Linked DNA regions of Mus musculus: region 2 is linked to region 1. A link is a loop called in an ENCODE intact Hi-C map of the cell type or tissue named here. Cell type or tissue: heart. All regions are shown on one strand. Links, peaks and the distances in the headings refer to the core of each region. The heading gives the core; the rest is flanking DNA. Region 1 has its middle 4.9 kb from the start of C1s2. Region 2 holds the start of Grcc10 (gene rich cluster, C10 gene).

Evidence for each region. Hi-C counts contacts between places; a loop is a spot of excess contacts. Peaks named below come from ENCODE experiments on the same cell type or tissue, not always from the same donor. Only the 100,000 strongest peaks of a DNase experiment are listed, where the experiment ranks them.
Region 2: a loop joins it to region 1, with 4 times the contacts of the local background. A loop is called at or near these places in 7 of 42 quality-filtered maps.

Annotation. Positions count from the first base shown.
Region 1 is chr6:124,636,162-124,645,899 of GRCm38, forward strand. No RefSeq gene overlaps it. Among named protein-coding and RNA genes, the nearest start is that of C1s2, 4.9 kb to the left of the region's middle. In heart, for the core only: CTCF peaks have their summits at 1,000 and 5,049 (motif pointing right); no DNase peak of the experiment used is centred there.
Region 2 is chr6:124,735,244-124,744,981 of GRCm38, forward strand. Grcc10 (gene rich cluster, C10 gene) reads right to left here and starts at 5,826. Exons shown (of 3, transcript NM_013535.2): 1 at 5,677-5,826; 2 at 5,276-5,452; 3 at 3,940-4,170. The coding sequence starts at 5,728. The coding sequence ends at 4,019. Atn1 (atrophin 1) reads right to left here. Exons shown (of 10, transcript NM_007881.4): 7 at 9,477-9,738; 8 at 8,505-8,648; 9 at 7,987-8,167; 10 at 7,301-7,862. The coding sequence ends at 7,829. It overlaps Rnu7 (U7 small nuclear RNA), which reads right to left and starts at 6,043; the gene lies at 5,982-6,043. It also overlaps a transcript of Ptpn6 not described here. In heart, for the core only: CTCF peaks have their summits at 5,170 and 5,413; DNase peaks (open chromatin) are centred at 3,488, 5,308, 5,858, 6,408 and 2 weaker places; H3K4me3 peaks cover 3,236 bases; H3K27ac peaks cover 3,305 bases.

The DNA.
Region 1 (9,738 bases), core at 804-8,803:
GTCACCTTTGAAAGAATACCATAGAAATAGGTACCTGTCAGGAATGGTCATCACATGATACTATGACACCCTCCCCAGTGAGATTTAGACTAACTTCCCAGACCAGCCCTGAATTAACCCTGTCCCCCAACCATCTTCCAATATTCCTACAATTGAGTGAGGAGTTTCTCCCTGTCTTTTGTGTCCTCCTCCACCCACTCCTGGCCCCTTGCATCGGTCTCTGCATTTCCACACAGGCTGGAGCTTCCAGACCGATCCTCTCCCATTCAAGCCTGCCCCCTTTGACAAGCTATTACAGGTGTTGCTTCTGCTGGTGGCCCAATGGCCACTGAAGGAGGAAAGTGTTTCCTTCAGTAGGGACAGGAAGGGACCTTGGGAGACACTAATCAGAAAGAAAGTATGCCCCTTTGGTAAAAGGTTGCAGAGTGCTGGAAAAGAGAAAGCTAACTGAGAAAAGTCAGGACATTCAGATATGCCTTCCCTTACTTTTCTCAAGTTGGTTTGTTTTGTCCTTTGCTTAAAGAGCAAGGTATCTTCCCATAGTTCCCAGAAAAGTCTTTCACAAATTGCCTCTACCCTTGAAACACTGCTGTGTGAAAGGATGAGGCTTGTGGGGTGGGGCTATGGTCCTGCATATGAGAACCTGTGTGAGTTCCTTCCAACCCTCCATCTTTGCTCCAAACCTTACTCTACATGTCTTTTCCTGTTCCTTCATCAAAGCTTCTCTCTTTAAGTCTTGCTTTTTAAAGATTACCTACAGGAGCTGATGGGAACAAGTGGGCCAGCCTCCTCTCCTGCCTCTGGTCATGCAGTTAAGCCCCTGCAGCTCCAGAGGGAGTGGCCTTTGCAGGAAGCTCCTCCCCACCTCCCTGTTCTGTTTGCTCTAAAGATTCCCTAAGGGAGTGTGTTTTTGCATGTCCAAAATTCCCTGTTCCAAACAGAGGGGGCTGGGAGATCACAATCTAGTTAAGAGTAATCAGCCTTGATCTTAGAGCGCTCTCTGCGTTTAAAACAAGAACTGCACCAGCTTCGCTGGGCTGTGAGGTCCAGAGCAAAAGGGGGCAATGGGGGAATTTTGAGATTGCCTAATTCTCTCTTACAGCCAAAGGGTGTGTTTCAGAGCTTTTGAGGAAGTCAGGCGATTTATCTTCTTAAGGAGGGAAGGGTTAACTGGCGGGGGGAAACTAAACTCAGAAAGTCCAACCCTCTATCTGTGTGAGTCACGAATCAAAGGAAGAGAGTCATCAGAAGTAGAAGCCATTGTCTGGAGGCTCTAGGAGGCAAGATGGCTCAGCTTAGAAAGGTACCTACCTCCAGGCAGAAAGACATGAACTCTACATCCCCTGGGACCCACATCATAGGTGAACCAACAGTTCCTGCAAGCTGTCTTCTGAGACCATGTCAATGCAATTCTTTCTTTAATTAATACATAAATGCAACTCATCCTGCCCCGAGACAATTTACACCTAGACTGCGGGCGGCATGTGCTCTCAAGGTTTCTTCATCCCGAAAGTCCCATCTCAAGGCTGGGCAAGGTGGTTAATGCCTGTAAGTCCAGAAGAAGAATTTCTGAGAATCTGAGTCTAGCCTGGGCTACATAGAGAGTATCAGGCTGGCTAGTTCTGTATAGTACATTTGTTTCTTGTTTAATTTGATGCACAGCTATGACCTCAGTACTTAGGAAGTGAAGCCAGGAGCTATCAGAAAATCAGGGACAGTCTTTCTTTATATAGTCATTTGGAGGTCAACCTGGGCTACCTAAGATCCAAAAAGGCTTGCCTAATGTTGTTTCTCCAACTCTAATACACTTGCCCTCAAGCGTCATTCTAAGTCCATTTGGAAATTATTTATTAACAAAGACATGAAAAGATGGTTCTGAGGTGAAGAGCACTGCTGTTCTTCCAGAGGACCCAGGTTCAAGTCCCAGCACTGGCATGGTGGCTCACAACATTTTTTCTTTTCTTTTTTTAAAGATTTGTTTATTATTATTATTATATGTAAGTACACTGTAGCTGACTTCAGACACACCAGAAGAGGGCATCAGATCTCATTACGGATGGTTGTGAGCCACCACGTGGTTGCTGGGATTTGAACTCAGGACCTTTGGAAGAGCAGTCAGTGTACTTAACCACTGAGCCATCTCACTGGCTCACAACTTTCGATGTAATTCTGGTTCCAGGAACCTGACACCTTCTGGTCTCTATGGCCACCAGGCATTCATGTCGAACACATACATATATGCTGGCAAAATGCTCATACACATAAAATCAAATAATAAAATCTAAAAGAAAATTTTTAAATAGCAATGAACCGTTTTCCCCCTCCTCCTCTTTCCCCTCCTCCTGTTCCTCCTTCTCCTCCTCCTTCCCCTTCTTTATTCTTCCTTGCAGCTGGGTCTCACTGTGTAGCCCAGGCTGACTTGGAACTTTCTATGCAGTCCAGGGTAACCTTGAACTCACAGAGGATGCCTGTCTCTGCCTCCAAGTGCTGTTGCCACCATGCCAGGCTACAGAATATGCTTTTTAGGCCAAAGCCTATATGACCTTACACATGGCCTCATTCCTTCCCCGGCATATCTCTGGGAACCTCCAAAGCAATATCAAACCTTTGTTTGCAGTAAGAATAACCTCATGACTGGAGAGTTGGGTCAGTGCTTAAGACCAATAACTGTTCTTCCTGAGGACCCAAGTTCAAATCCCAGCACAAAGAGTTTTACAACCTCCCATTAATTCCCTGTTCAGGGGATCTAATGCCTTCCTCTGCCCTTCAAGGGCTCATTCTTACACATGCTACACATAAGCTTGCACATTGACACACACATGTAACACTAATAAGTAAATTAAGTAGCTTTAAAAAGAATAGTTTAAGCAGGGAATGGTCCACATATTTACTCCCACCACTTGAGAGGCAGGCAGATCTCTAGGAGTCTGGGGCCAGTCCGGTCTACATAGCAAGTTCCAAACCAGCTGGAACTTAATAGTGTGGCGATAGATAGATAGATAGATAGATAGATAGATAGATAGATAGATAGATAGATAGATGGATGGATGGATGGATGGATGGATGGATGGATGGATGGATGGATGGATGGACGGACGGACGGACGGACGGACGGACGGACGGACGGACGGACGGACGGACAGACAGACAGATAGACAGACAGACAGACAGATTAAAAGCAAAAGGCTTGGGCAATGGTGGTGCATGCCCTTGATCCAGCTCTTAGGACGCAGAGACAGGTGGATCTCTTTGAATTTGAGGCTAGTCTGATCTACAGAGTGAGTACCAGGACAGCCAGGGATAAACAGAGAAACCCTGTCTCAACACAAACACACACAGAGAAAGAGAGAGAGAGAGAGAGAGAGAGAGAGAGAGAGAGAGAGAGAGAGAGAGAGAGAGAGAGAGAGAGAGATCTTCTCCCATTAGCACACTGTCCTTTGGCTACTGAATAAGAAGGGTATCCCTGGGAAGAAACATGGAGGGCTCTGTATCTCTAAACCTGCTGCCAAGCCTGCAGTAGGGCCCATTCCAGCCAGCTCCAAGTGTGGGACAGGATGGGGCTCATGGGCCTGCCTGTGGAGTTAATGTGCTCAAGTCCTGGGAGAGCCCAAGATGCTCATGCCTGCGTTCAAGGCGGTGGCCAAGACCAAGAACAAGCCACAGATAAAAACTGCTAGGAGGTCTTCACACAAGAAGAAGGGACCACCAGTGAAGTCGTAGTCACAGAGCTCCCATGGTGGGACCACCCTGGGAGACATGACAATGTTAAAAACAGAGACTCTTATGACAGATCACAAGGACAGCAATGGCTGTTTCAACTGAGCGACCTTCCTATGCCTCTAAGCTCCACAGGTAGGCCTTTCAGCCACCCCACCACCACCACCGCCACTGCCACATGCTTGAGAGGCAAGCGTCCTCTCTCTGAGAGCTGGGAGATCAGGGAAGTCAGTTTCCCTGTCCAGTCACTGTGGAAGTGCTGGGGCTTGCACACTTTCATTTTCCCCTCACAAATGCAGTAGAGTAGAATCCTCTCCATCACCCACAGCCCTGCCCCCATCCCAAACCCAGTCCCCAGCTGGAAGCATGTTCCTGCCACAAGGCAGCCATCTAGTGTTGAAAATTAAAACATGGCTTTTTTAAAAAAAATGCTTAAAAAGAATCTTGCATTTCTTGTAACCTAGGTTTTACTTATCAGCCCTAACCCTATCCAGTGCTAGGAAATGCTGTGTCCTCATTCGGGGTCCTTATCCACCAAAACCAGTACCTACAGCTGCGACAGACACTCAAAGGTGTCTCTTCTTTGAGAAGCCCACACCTTTCTTCTTGGTGTGTCTATTTTCTTCCTCACTGCCACTTATACTTAAAATAAGGTTTTACAAACTTTTTTTACTGTTTTTATTTGTTTATTTCTTGTTTGTTTGTTTGTTTGTTTTTTCAAAACAGGATTTCTCTGTGTAGACCAGGCTGGCCTCAAATTTGGAGAAGATCTGCCTGCGTCTATCTCCCACTTGCTGGAATTAAAGGCTTGTTCCCCACCACTACCACCACCAGGGTTTGTGGTGGTGGTGGTGGTAGTGTTGTTGTTGTTGTTGTTGTTGTTGAGTGTTCTGGATCCCCCCCTCCCCTTTACCTCACCCTTCTCAACCAGGCTAGCCCCTAACTCAGAGATCCCCATGCCTCTGCCTCCCACAACTCTGTGATTAACCACCAAAACGAGCTTTAAAAAGGAAAAGAAAAAAACCACTTTTCCAAAGAGCTCCATCTCTATTTCCTGCTGTCTTGAAATTCTGTTGGGGGGCGGGGGGGGGGGGTCGTGCAGGCTCTGATGCCATCCCCACCTCCAGGGACACTCTTGGGTGGAACTTTTTAGTTTCTATTTTAACCTGGAGCCCAGTCTTCAGAACCCCATCGCTGGTGGGCAGCTCCACCTCGTAGAGCATCTTCTACAAAAGAAAACTCACTTTTTTAACCTTTATTTCTGTGTGAGTTTTATTTATTTATGCCTTACCTTACTACATACCATGCGCGTGCAGTGCCTGAAAATACCAGAAGGCGGCAGCAGATTCCGTGGGAGTTAAATGGCCAGTTGTGAGCCTCCTTGTGGGTGCAGGGGAATTGAACCTGTTCCCCTGGAAGGGAACCATTGCTCTTAACAGCTGAGCCATCTCTCTGGCCTATTGGACAGTCATTCATCGACTCTTTCCAGGTATTTCAGATACGCATCTCTTTTATGACTCCTACCATTGACTTTCATGAAATCACTGTTATAAAGCATTTTCCTCGTAGGGCAGAAAGCTTTCTCTTGGACCACATGCTTGTTGGGTACAAAAAGTCACCAAACAGGTACTTTTTGTTTTCGTTCTAAGACAGGTTCACATTAATTTCAGGCTAACTTCAAACTCACTATGCAGGAAAGGCTCGAAAACCCTTGAAATTCTGATTCTCCTCCATCTTCTTTTGGGTGCTGGGATTATAGGTATCACACCAAACTATTCTGCTTTTTAATTTCAGTCACTAACTATCATGACTTTAAGCTACCTGCAACACCAGCAAACTCACCTCTAGTTACTCTTCAACCCTGAAATGCATCCAGGAAGCTGGAAATTTCCCACTCTCAAGCTCGTGAACGAATCACTTGAATCCCAGGTCAGGCCCTTCTCCTTTCTCTTCTGTGCTCCTGTGTGTAGGGCGGAATTTGCCAACCCAGCACACCACAGCTATGCCTTGCACTCACAAATAAAAGCTGGACTGCTCTGCTGCTCATGTGATGCCTGTAGGAAGTAGGTTCTATAATGAAACATTATTAGAAAGAAAAACAGTCAGACCTGTTCCAGGCTTGCTCACCAGCCCGTGGCGCTCCTGAGAGACACTAAAGCGGTGGTTCTCAACTTTCCCAAGGCCACAGCCCTTTAATACACTTCCTCAGGTTGTGGTGACTTCCCCCCAATGCATAAAATTATTTTCATTGTTACTTCATAACTGTAATTTTGCTACTGTTATGGGGTGCAATGTACATATTTTGGAGCTACAGGTTTGCTAAGAAGGGTTACGACCCACAGGTTGAGAGCCTTCAGATACCAGGTCTTATAAGACAAAGTTGGATCGTGGGGCAACTTTGCTTCTTCTGCTCTTTGCTCCAAGTGGGACAGGAAGCCTCTGCCACCACACACTGTAGCCATTATGTGCAGTGTTGTCACAGATCCAAAACAACAGGAAGAAGTGACTGTGGACTGGAATCTATGAGACCATGAGCCAAAATCAACCCTTCCTTAAGATTAGTTGCTTATCTTGGGTATTTGGTTTTTTTTCCCTACCCTAAAGAATTGAAGCTTGAAAGGGGAATTAAAATGTTCAGCATTTCCACAGCAGGCCAAACCCTGTTTTCCAGATCCAAGCTAACCCCTTTCCCGTCTCATCATCCCTGGGTTTATCCTACACCAGTTGAGAAATACATCTTCCTTGACAACAGCCCTACTACACATTTCTGAAACTAAGATGCTCATCAGAGTCAGATCCGAGGTGGTGGTTTCTCCAAATGTCTTACGACTCACAAGCAGAGTGCCCTTTCTCTAGTGACTGCTTATTGTGGCCTCCAGGGTGGGGAACACAGCCTGATGGGTAGAGTACCTTCCTGGCATGCCCCAGGTCCCGAGGTCAATCCCTACTACCACAGAGAAAGGAAAACAGAAACCTTTACTATGTCTTCATGATTCATTTATCTATCAAACAAGGTTCTTATTGATTTGTGGTACTTCAGACTGAACCTAGGCTGCTCTGCCAAGCACTGGAGCACTGAGCACCTCCCCAGCCCTCTTTTTAGTAGTTTGGGGTTTTTAAGATGTTTTTATAGGGTTGGTGAGATGGCTCAGCGTGTGAAGGTGTTCACTACCAAGCCTGATGACCGAAGTTAAATCCCCAGGACCTACTTGATAGAAGAAGAGAACTGACTCGAATGGGTGTCCTCTGCCCTCCGCACATGCACACACATCTTGTATAGACAGACAGACACACACACACACGCACACAACACACATAAATAATAAAAATTTTGAATTAATTTAAAAGGAATTTCTTTGCAGTTTTGTGTTAACTATGTGTGTCTGTATACATACCATAAGCGTGCAGGTGCCGATGGAAGCCAGAAGAGGATGTCAGATGCCCTGGATCTGGAGTTATGGGTGGTTGTGAGCTGCCCCACCTGAATTCTGGAAATGTCTTTTGCAAAATAACGAGTGTTCCTTACCTGCTGAGCCATCTGTTCAGCTGTCCCCCGCCCCCCTGCCCTCTTGTCTCCTGTCCCCTGATCCTGTCCCTAGAGCCTTCTCCACACCCACTCCCATGGACTTTGTTGTTGTGTAGACAGAGTTTTCTTGAGCTGCCAGGCTGGCCTTGAATTTATAGTCTCATGCCCTGGCCTCAGTAGCTATGATTATAGGCCCACTTCACCTACACTGTACACAGACATACACTGAGTGTCTCCTCTATACTGAGAATACAAACACAGGCAAGGATCTTCATCTGTTCCCTGCCCTGTGTGCCCCCTCCTTCCCCAGCCCCAAACTCAGAAGGAACTTTCTTTCCAAGCCAGATTAATGGTGCATCCCAGTACCCAGCACTGAGCAGGGACAAGGCACTGAAGAGTACCAAGCCACCAGGACTACAGACACAGTCAGACCCCGCCTCAAAAAATACATTTTTTTAAACGAAAAGAAACTTACTTTCTAGTGGGAAAAAAGGCAAAAAAAAAAAAATTGTGTGAAAGTTTAATGATAACACAGTGGGTTTTATTTTCCTGTGTATATGTGATTAGCTTTTCAATTTATTATCTTCTGGAGAAGTAACCATCTGGTTTGCTTCTAAAAGTGAACATATTAGTCAGTTTTTTATTTATTAATTTATTTTGCTAGCAACCTTTTCTTTTGAATGCACAAAACAAGATGACATATATAGTTGATTTTTTTTTAAGTTGGGGGCAGGCTGGGCTGGAAAGATGCCTTAATGGTTAAGAGCACTGACTGCTCTTCCAATGAACAGGTGAGTTCAATTCCCAGCAACCACACAGTGGCTCACACTCATCTGTAATGGGATCTGATGCCTTCTTCTGGTGTGTCTGAAGACAGCTACAGTGCACTCATATAAATGAATATTTTTTTTAATTTTTGAGCTAGGTGGGGTTTTATTTTTGTTAGATGATATTGTTTTGAAACAAGATCTCACTCTGTAGCCCAGGTTAGCCACCAATTCCATGGTAATTCTACCATCAGTCACTTGAACACTGGGATACAGGTGTGTCGCCACACTCAGCAGTTTTTTTTGTTTCATTTTGTTTTGTTTTATTTTGTTTGATTGGGTGGTTTGGTTTGGTTTTGGGTTTTTTAGTTTGGTTGGTTTGTTTTGGCTTGGTTTGGTTGTGTGGTTGCTGGTTTGTTTGTTTGCTTGCTTGTTTGGGATGTTGTTTGTTTGTTTGTTTGTTTGTTTGAAACAGTATTTCTCTGCATAGCCTGGCTGTCCTGGAACTTGTTCTATAGATCAGGCTGACCTCGAACTCACAGAGATCTGCCTGTGTCTGCTTCTTGCGTGCTGAGATTAAAGGCATGTGCCCCTATGCCTGGCTTTATTTCTTTTTCGGAGGACAGAGTCATGCTACACAGCCCAAGCTGGCCTTGATCTCACACTGCTGTTGTTGTTGCTGTAGTTGTTGTTGTTGTGGTTGTTGTACTGTGGGTTGAGCCTTCAGTTTTGAACACGCTAGACATGTGCTATCCCACTGAGCCTGTATTCACAGGGTATTGGGCCACATTTTATTATGATGTTGTGTATAACTGACAGGCCACACCTGTGCAGTGGGTATGCGGAGGTCTGAACACAACTTGTTGCAGTCAGCGTTCTCTTCCATGTCTACACCAGATCTGGGGATTGAACTCCAGTTCCATCTTGTATGATGAGTAGTTTCCCCTCAGAGCCATCTCTGTTCCCTCCAGCCATCTTTGTACCTGTGTTTATTTCCAGACAGTGTCATGCTAAGGTTTCTGGGTAGGTCTTGATTCTGTAATCCTTCGCATCAGCTTCCTAAGTAGCTATGGTTAGTGGTCTATGCTTCCAGGCCCAGCTACAGGAAAGAGGTGGGGAACATGGGGGGAGAAGAAGGGCAGGGGGAGGAGGAAGGAGAGGGAGGAAGAGTGTCCTGAAATGGTACCCCTGTGGAGGTCTGTCAGAAATCGGCTCTCTCCTCCTACAGTGAGTTCCAGGGATCAAAGTCAGACCATCAAGCTTGTGGAGCAAGAGCTTTTATCTGCTAAGCCACTCACTGGCCTTGAGGTGGCTTTTCAATGTGCCCTAAACTCCTCCTTTGGTGACATGGAGTTTATGTCCTCTCTTCCCTTGAAGATGGCTGGGGCTCTGATCCCCACAACCAGCATAGAGTACAGTGGACTCTGCAAATTGCAAAGCCAGGTGGGAAAGGGACATCCTGCAGCTACAGCCCTAAGCGCCACAAATAATGTCTCCGAGTGCTCTGAAGGGCACTGTCCTGTCACTGCAGGCTTGCTTGCTCTTCTTTACACCTAGTTTCATCCTGTGGTCGGTTAAGTTACAACACATTTGAACTTCACTGTCCTAATGTCTCTTCTTAAACTGAACATCTTGACTGGTGGCAGGTGGGTGGGGGGGGGGGGTGGGGGGGGTAACAGGATTCCATTCTTTACAATGAGGCCACCTGAGAAGACCTTCCTAAAACAC
Region 2 (9,738 bases), core at 471-8,470, 99 kb after region 1:
AATACCCCTGAAAATATGCATGCTTGGGTATTACATTAAGCAAGATCCAGAACTCCGATAGACTCAGCTCATCCCAAGCGTCAGGAAGACCACATACAAAGCTTGTTCCAGCAAAGGGAGATCCGTAGAACAATATGAACGAACCAGTACCCCCAGAGTTCATGTCTCTAGCTGCATATGCAGCAGAAGTTGGCCTAGTCGGTTATCAATGGGAGGAGAGGCCCTTGGTCTTGCGAAGATCATATGCCCCAGTACAGGGGAATGCCAGGGCCAGGAAGCGGGAATGGGTGGTTTGGGGAGTAGGTCAGGGGGAAGGTATAGGGGACTTTGGGGATATCATTTGAAATGTAAATGAAGAAAATATCTAATTTTTAAAAATTCAGGGCAGGGGGGAGATCTGCCAACATCTGAGCTTGCCTCCATCCCAACCTTCAGGGTCATATCTAGCAAAAGACTCGTGACTTCACTTAAACAGACATGATTACAAGTATGCACGCCCCTCATGCCGCTTACTCTCTGCCAATGACATATCTTGTATAGAAGCACAACTCACACATATCCCACCATCTGGGTTCACCCATATCCATCCCTTGCTGGGCAGATCCCCAACACAACAGGCACACAGGAAGGCCCATACTGCTTGGCACCATACTAACTGCACCAGTACGAAGACTCTCTTTCCAGAATTAAGCCCACTCTGTGGGAGGGAGCTCACGAGGCACCTAATACTTCTGACCCCTGATGTGTATCTAAAGGATGTCAAGCCAGAAAATGTAGTGCTCTAATAAGACGGAATACACATCCTGTCCCCAGGCAGGAAAATAATAACAGTCTTCCAAGAAGCAAGGCACAGGGCCTTTGACCACCTATGATGTTGGGATTTCGTCTTTGTTTTAAGCAGACTTAAGGAGGCTGACAGTCCTAAACATAAATGCGTGGTGTCTAGCAGAGAAAGAGATTCCTTTGGGAAGCAAGAGATAAAAGAACACATCAAGGTCAATGGTGATGCAGGAAAGAGAGGCCCTGGGTACCTACCAAGGACAAAATACCACCATTATATGGTACTAGAATTCTCTGGATCTTGGTATTTCTGCCCGATAAATGAACTTCACAAGGTTTCCTAAATTCAGACCTAAAAAGCCAATAAAGCAGCCAGGTGTGGTGGCTCATGCCTGTAGCCCCAGTATTCAGGAGGCTGAAGCCTGGGACAGAAGGCCAAATGTGATGGTCCATGCCTGCCCTTGGGAGGTCTTCCTCGACGACATAACGGCTACGTGGCATAGCTTCATGTCATCAGCTTCAACATTTTACCCTGGATTCTGTCTTCTGATTCTGCATCTGCAGGTTCAGCCAGCTATAGACAGAAAGTATGCTCCCACTGGGTAGGCACAGACCCTTTTCCCTAGCCACAATTTCCTCAATACTACGATACAATGATTTGCATAGTATTTACATCGTATTAGGTACTCAAAGATGATAAAATCCACAGTAGTATAGGTGTGGGTTCCATGCAAATACATTTGTATAGTTTGGTATCTTCCAGTCACTCTGGAATCAATCCCCCATAGACTCTGGCAAGTGACTGTTTTCTGTTGCTGTGTAGCCTCGGCTGTCTTGGAACTCATTCTGTAGATCAGGCTAGCCTGGAAGTTAGAGACCCGCCCGCCTCTGCCTCCTAAATTCTGGGATTACAGGTGTGTGCCAGCCAACTCGGGGCTTTATGCCTGCTAGCCAATAACCCTAATCTTTGTTTTTATTATTTATTTAGACGACATCTTGCTGTATGTGGCCAGGCTAGCCTCAAACTCAAGATCCTCCTACCTCGGCCTCTCCTGTCATCCTACACCACTCTTCCCAGCTGAGACAACTGTATCGCTGTTATTGTAGCATGACAATCCTGTTTACTCGTGATGTGACTATCCCAAGTTTAGAAACAAAAGTGAAAACTGAAGGCTCATTCGGTAACTTGCCCACAGTCACGAGGTTCCAGTGAGTGGGAAGGTGAAAAAAACCCAAAGCTGTCTGAGGCCAGAGATCTGTTTGCCAACTGCACCATCAGGCTTTAAGGAGCTGCCGGGTACCGAAAAGCCTGGAGATGGAGATGGCGGATACAGGTCACCCCCACGGGCAGATGGACCAAGACACAGAGGTGTCATGGAAACCGTGCACTTGGGTTGTTCGGTGTAAGCAGAGCAAAGCAGCTGAACCAAAGCATGCAGGGGCTGGACCCCCGAAGCAGAGGTCTTCCAAGTCCAGGTTAAAGAACCAAGAAAGGTTCTATAATGGGAGATTCCTTGTCAAGGCAGATGGGAAGTCTCGGCACCACCCCCGGGCCGGCAGGGACGAGATACACACCGGAGGAAGAGGGTACACAGAAAGAATTGAATGAGTATGAAAAGCCAAACTCAGCAGGACCCCTGTACAGACCACCCACAAAGTCACCAGAACTCTCTGAGTGGGCCTTCACTACCCAAACTCCACCAGAAGTCTAAGGTGCCCATGGCTTTCTTCTTGGGTGAACACACTATCCTTTGCCCATTTGTCCCCAGACATCACTCAGCTCAGCTCAAACATCATCTGGAAGCCCTCCCTGTCAGCCAATTATGTCTCCAGAATACATCACTTGCTGCTTCTTTTCCTGCGTGTTAGTTAGTTAGTGCTTCGGCCATCTGAAATAATCCTAGTTATTGCCTGTGTATTCACTCTGTCATCTCTGGCTGGAATGCCTGCTCTCTAAGCAGAGATCATGTCTGCCTCATATTCATATTACCAACAAACATCGTCATCAGTACCTGTCCACCATGTCTGCTCACCATTCATCTATCAAAGTTTGCTTTCTTTGGGGAACAGTGAAAGAACCAAACTGTCTGTGTGTGGGGGTACGTGGGGTGTCTAGGAATGGAAGAGCTTTCTCAAATGTGCCCTCAGACTGCCATGTCTGAGGTGATGCGAGCTACACAAGGGGGAAAGAGATCCTAGACAAGAGGCAGAAGCAGGAGGACCACAGGCCAGTGGTTAAAAATAAGAAAAGATTTGGGGTGGGGGCGGGGGAAGAGGCAGAGGAAATGAGCCTGGAGGTCTTGTATCTTGTGGTAAGGAGAGAGAGTTCACAGGGACAGGACGGGGACCCAGGGCAGGGGTATTAGTGGGAGTAGACTATTTTTGTAGGCATATTTGTTGAGGGTGTGAACAATGTCCATCCACCTAGACAAACAGGAGTCTGTGGGACACACACAAGTGGTGGAGGGGACTTACCCGCGGGACAACATCTCCCGGGAGGAGTGGGGAGAAGTCACAGGCAAAGGGCGACGGGGGCGGGGCCAATCGAGTGGCACAGCTGTTCAGGGATCCAGACCTTCAGGAAGAATATATTTCGTTTCTTGGCCACTTCCTCCTCTATCCAGCCTGTCAAACCAATGGGACTCTGAGGCCAAGCCCCTGGATTACAGGTCTCTGAGAGAAGAACGGTGGGGCGGGGCTGGCCAGAGTCCGCCCGCCCACCACGGCCAAATTCCCCAGAGGACTGCAGGAGTGCAGCAGGCTTCAGGCCTGTCCAGGCCTACTTCCCTGGGAAGGGGAGGAGCCACCTGCTGTTCTACCTGGAGCTCAAACTGCTGGAGCAGAAGGAGGGCGGGTAGAAGCAAAGCCCAGGAAGTAACCCTAGCCAAGGGACCGCCCTCGGAAGAGTACCTCTCTGACAGTGGAAAGCAGAGAGCCCAAAGAAGAGCCTGGGCCCGCTGCTCTAGGAGGTGCCACCTTTGTGAGCAAACCTCCCAGGGTACCAAGAGGCCCATCTTAGCCTCCCACACCCTAGGTCTCATGAGAGCAGGGTTGGTCCCAGCGAAGAGGATAGAAAGGGTCTAAAGGAGGGGAAAGGCTAGAGGCGGCTGGGTGGCAACAAGAGGGGGTAATCAGGACTACAAATGACTGACACAAAGGTTTAGTCACAAGTACATTTATTATCCTCTGGAACACAAGGGCCGCCTCCACAGCAGCAGCACACATACGAGAACCAATCTCAGGAGGCTGCCACACTGCTTCCAGAAGCAGGCCCATGGGGCGGCAGTGTCATGGGTGGCAGGAACAGGGCCTTCAGCTTGCCTGACAGGCTGGCAATCTCGGGATCCTGGGCTTCATAAGACTTGACCAGGCGGGCAAACTTAAGGACACCTGCAATCAGAAGCAAGTCAAGCCACACTGCTGGGGACCAGTGTGTGGAGGCAGCCAAGGGGGCTCCCTAGAGCAGAAGATCTCCTTTCGTCAGGCAGCCATCTGCAATAGAGGACAATTCACCCCCATGTCCTGCATGGCTTCAACCAACCCCGCCCCGGTTTTCACTAGGCACAACTGGATGCAATATAAAAAAGCCCTAAAACAGCTGGGCCTGCCCTTAATCCCAGCACTCGGGAGGCAGAGGTAGGTGGGTCTCTTGAGTTCGAGGCCTGCCTGGTCTACAGATTGAGTTCCAAGATAGCCAGGGCTACACAGAGAAACCCTGTCTCAAACAAACAAACAAAAAATTAAAAAGCATTATGTTTTCAGTCTCGGGTGAACCACGTTCAGCAGCTTAGCCTCAAGCAGCCTGATTTGAAAGAGACTCCCTGGTAGTCCTGGCTAGCTAACAAACAAACAAACAAACAAACAAACACAAAATTAATAAACAACTGTCCTTGGGAAGAGAGGGCTCAACCTGCCACACCAAACCTATTAGCCAAAAGGCAGACAAGAAAGAGTTCAGGTACACGAGAGAGTTCAGGTTAGAGCTGGGCCCAGTGACTCAAGCCTGTCACTTACTCAAAAGGCTGAGAAAGGTGGGTCTCTGGTTCAAGGCCATTCTGGGCAACTTACTGCGATCCTGACTCGGGGAGAGCTGGGAAGTTCGAGGGCCATGGAGAAACACTTGCCTATGTAGGGCTTTGGACTCTAGAGCCAGAACTTTTGTTTGGTGGGTTTTTGTTTTTTCAAGACAGGGTTTTCTTTGTATAGCCATGGCTACCCTGGAACTCCTCACCCTACATACCAGGCTGGCCTTGAACTCAGAGACCTGCCTGCCTCTGCTTCTCAAATGCTGGGATGAAAGGCCACTGTGGCCATGCCTGGCTTCAAGAGCCATAACTTTTCAGGCGGGGCTTAAGTCTAGTCCCTGAACTGTGAGTGGCAATGTTTGATGTGACTGCCGCCCTGTGGCGAGAAAAAGATCGATCGGGGGGGGGGGGGGGCATCATCATGCGTCCCACCCCCAGTCCATTCCTTTGCCAAGCCCTGTGGGACCCACCTTCCCCGTCGCAGCTGAAGCCATAGGCTTTAATAACCTCTTGTTGGATCTGTGTGGCTACGGGCAGCACAAATTGCAGCATCTTGCCCATATCGTTGCACGCATTGTCTCTAGCCTCGTCCATGCGCACGGCATTCTCTGGGGCCGAGAACGCTTGAATCACCTCCGCCAGGACCACTGCGAGACGGAAGCATCCCAGAGAGGTCCGCGGAGGACGGCGGGCGAGCCCAGAGGAGGGAAGAGGCAGGGAATTAGTGGGCCGAGGCCTGCAAGCAACCCGATAAGCTTGTCCTCCCAACCCTTCGCCCTAATGGGCAAGGGCCCCACTTGGAGAGGCAAAGAATAGTATCGCGCCCTCCCCCCAGAAGACGGCCCACACCCAGACTAGGCTCTTTCCTCACCCTTGGCCTGCTCCGCGCTCAGGGCCGCGGGCTGAGCCGAGGCGGACGCCATAGAACGCCACTCGGTGCTTGAGTAGTGGGAACACAGAAGAGATCCGGAGAACCCTGCAGCCAGCCACCTCCCCCACGGATGCAGGCCAGAGGAGGCAGAAAGGAAGCGGGACCGCACGAGGCGGAAGTCTCAGAGCGTGGCTCTAGCACATACGCGTTTCCTAGGAAACCAGAGAAGGATCAAAGCCCCTCTCACACACCGGGGAGCGGGGAAGAGAACTGTTTTGCTTTCATTGTAGACCAGTGAAATTGGGAGGGGTTTTCCGACCGAAGTCAGAAAACCTGCTAGACAAATTCTAAAAGAGCTGTAACACTTGCGGAAGTGCGTCTGTAGCGAGCCAGGGAAGGACATCAACTCCACTTTCGATGAGGGTGAGATCAAGGTGCCATTTCCACACCCCTCCACTGATATGTGAATCACAAAGCACAGTTCCTTATTCGGTTCGATAAACAATATTCTAAAAGACTATTAAAACCGCTCGTTTCTTGAGTTTGTGACCGCTTGTAAAGGCTATGCAAATGAGTCAGTGCTGATTGGCTGAAAACAGCCAATCACAGCTCCTATGTTGTTAAAAAAAAAAAAAGAGCTTCGCGAGATTAAAGGCTTGGAGCTAAAGCCGAAGTGAATCGGACTTAAGTAGTGGCAGGCGATGTGGCCCGATGTCTTGTAGTCTCATCCTTACAAGTTCCCCACACTGCAAAGACTCTGGAACATCAGGCCCGACCGGGCATAGCGCCACATTTCTGTGATACCAGCACAAAAGCTGAGAAGTTCAAGGCCAGCTTGGGCTCCATGGCCCTGCTTCATTAAAAATAGAGGGGTTGCAAAGATGGCTCACCCTGCTTGGCAATTCCTAACTGCCCTAACTCCAAGCTACAGGGACCCAACAGCTTCTGGTCTCTTTTGAGGCCTTGCATTCATAAGCGCAGACATGAGCTCATACACCTAACTATTAGTAAATCTTTTACAAATACTAATCTTATTGGCCTCCATGTTATACACCTTTAACTGTTTCAAATCATAAACTATGCTGAGAAGGGATTCAGATCTCTGAAACTGTCTCTGGAGCACTCTGGTGGCACATTATGTCAGTGATGTACTTCCAAGGGCTGAGTAGGTCTTAGATTTGCTTATGCTTGCTGTGCGCCTATTCTTGCTCTGAACGGCCTCAGGAGCCTGAACTCCCCAATCTAAAGGTCTAGGACAGGGCACCCCATAAGTATAGCTGAGCATCCAAGATCAAGAAGAGCCTTGTCAGGTTAAAGAGATGGCTCAGGGGGTTAAGAGCACAGACTGCTCTTCCAGGTGTCCTGAGTTCAATTCCCAGCAACCACTTGGTGGCTCACAACCATCTGTAATGGGATTTGATATTCTCTTCTGGTATGCATGAAGACTCTTGTAAAATAAATGAGTAATAAAAAAGAGCCTTGTCCAACTCCTAAGTTTCCATAAGAAAACCCCATTCATCCCTTCCCACTTCCCCTACAACAACCAGACCTCTCTCCCTACCCACCCCAACACCCTACCCACTGCAACCACCCTCCCCCAAATAAAAAACACGTCACAGACATATTCCTGGGGAACTGTGAGGATGTTTTTGTTTGGTTGGTTTTGGTCAGGATGTTTTTTAAAGAGCATCATATAGATATTTATATATATAAATTATTAATGTGGGACGGGTAAGGGCACATATCGCCGAGGGAGGGGGTGCACACACAGGGATGGGGCGGGGCAGCACACAATGCTACGCAAAACAGCCACATCTAACAGATGAAAAAAATCACACCAATGGGTTAGGGGAGGGGCAGTGGCCACCAAGGATTCGGCATAGAGGAGAAGAAAAGCAGGGGATAGGAGGAGGGACCTGGTCCAAGATACTGTGCACTTTCTGCCCCCACCCTTGCCACTTCCCACCTCTGCACACAACCCCGGGCCCTGACCTTGTCTGTCCCTTCTTCCCTCCCTCCCTCTACCCAGCTGCAGGAGCTCTGCAAGCGGGCAGCACCCTCTCCTCGGCTGGGGGTGGGGTGGGGTCAAAAGGTTGGGGTGGTCCTCCAAGGTCTGGATGAAGGAGCAGTGGGTGCTGTCTGGATCGCAGCTCTACAGCGGCTTGTCACTCTCCTTCTTCAGGTGACTAGATAAGAGGCAATGCAGAGATGAGACTGAGAAAGGGGGCTTCCCCTCCCAAGGGCTCGGTGTCCTGTTGGACCATGCCCAGAACCCACTTCCCCTTGTGCTCTGGGGGCAACCTGGAGTACCTGTAGTAGTCTTCCTGGGCAGGTAGTGGCACGCTGTGCAATGGGTGATGAGCATGTAGCCACTGCTGCTGTTCCAGCGCCAAGCGCTGCAGCTCAGCTGACTGCGCGTGCATGGCCTGCAGCTGATGAGCCGCTGACATTGGAGCAGAAAGGGAGGCCGGCAGGTCCCGGTAAGGGGCAGCTGTGAGAAGAAGGCACAGGAGTAAATGACTGCTGGATGGGGACAGTCAGCCAACGTTCCAGACAGACAGAGGAAGCTGAGGCTAAAATGCAAAGTTACAGCACCTAGCCTATGCTCTATCTGTCGGCCTGTGGTGGAACGGAACGAGCCCTAGCTCTTGAGGCTCCTTTAGAAGGGAACGAGCCCTAGCTCTTGAGGCTCCTTTAGAAGGGCCTCAGGTCTCCGTTTCTATCTTAGCTGCTCACATCTCTCTCCAAACTCCATTTGGCCCTTCTACCCCCCCGAGTTCCTCTGTTCTGGTCTTCCCTCACGTACGCCTCCCCTCCTCCATCCTTACCAAAAAGCTGGTGACGAAGAACTTCGTTCTCGTGCAGAGGGTGAGGAAGAAGGGGGTTGGGGAGGGTCCCAGCTGGGTAGGGGATCCGGGTAAGGTGAGACCCTGAGGCCAGGGGGTCAATGAGAGGGTGCACCGAGGCAGAGGCTGGAGGGCAGAGAAGAGGAAGGTGTCACCAGGAGGCAGGGTTGGGGACAACTATGCACTGGGGTGGAGGGATCTAGCTTGTGAAGAGACAGACACAAGGATCCAAAGCAGAACCAAGGTGGGAGAGAGGAGCTAGACCCTCTGAGATGACAGAGCAGCTGGAGAAGAGACACGGAAGACTGAAGACAGGATATTACAGAGCAGAGAAGCAAAGAAAAGACTGGACTCCTCAGAAAAGATGAAGGGTAAGTTTAGGAAACACTTCTTTCTTAAGTTTAAGAAATGTATCAGGGAGAACTATTAGGAGCTGGTGTGAACATGAGCAGACTGTGATGCCTAAAAATGCCCGGAGTTGAATTGCTTAAGGCCAGCCGGGCAGTGTTCTGGGCTATAAACTACAGTATATAAAACAGTATATAAGCTCATTATTGCCTATGGCTAAGTTTCATGGACTTCCCTAAAAAGTTCTAAATCTACAGATGGGCAGAAATACAGAAGACTCCGAGATGTAAGGAAAAGGAGACGCTGACACCAAACAAGCTCTGTATACAGAGAAACAAGCACATCGATGTGTGAAGGGCACGGAGAGGGTATGAACATAAGAAAGGAAGGTGGTTCTTCCAAAGGCTCCATGTTGATCTGTTATCAAGGATAGAGGGGCTGGGCTACGAGCAGGTACGAGACAGTGTGAAGACGAGCAGGTACGAGACAGTGTGACGGGAAGCCAAGGAAGCAAACACTAGAACGGCAATCTCAGGAGATGGGAGTTCTGGCCAGAAGAAGGGAAGAACGTTATTTCACACTTCCAAGTAGGAAACAGGGTCTTACCTGCGTGGATAGCATCCTGCTGGTGCAGGTGAAGGTGAGAGTGGATGTGGGAGTGCTGGTGGTGATGGGGAGTCACGTTGAGCATCTGCAGCCGGGCTAGTGGATCATTGCCCAGGGCTGCCACCCTTTCTGCATGCTGCCTTTCAGCTGCCAACCGCTCAGCATAAGACATGTCAGGACGCAAGGCTGGCCCAGCTGCCAGCGCTAGCCGTTCTCGTTCCAGGGGCCCCAGGCTCGGATGAAAAGGGAAAGGATGCAGGCC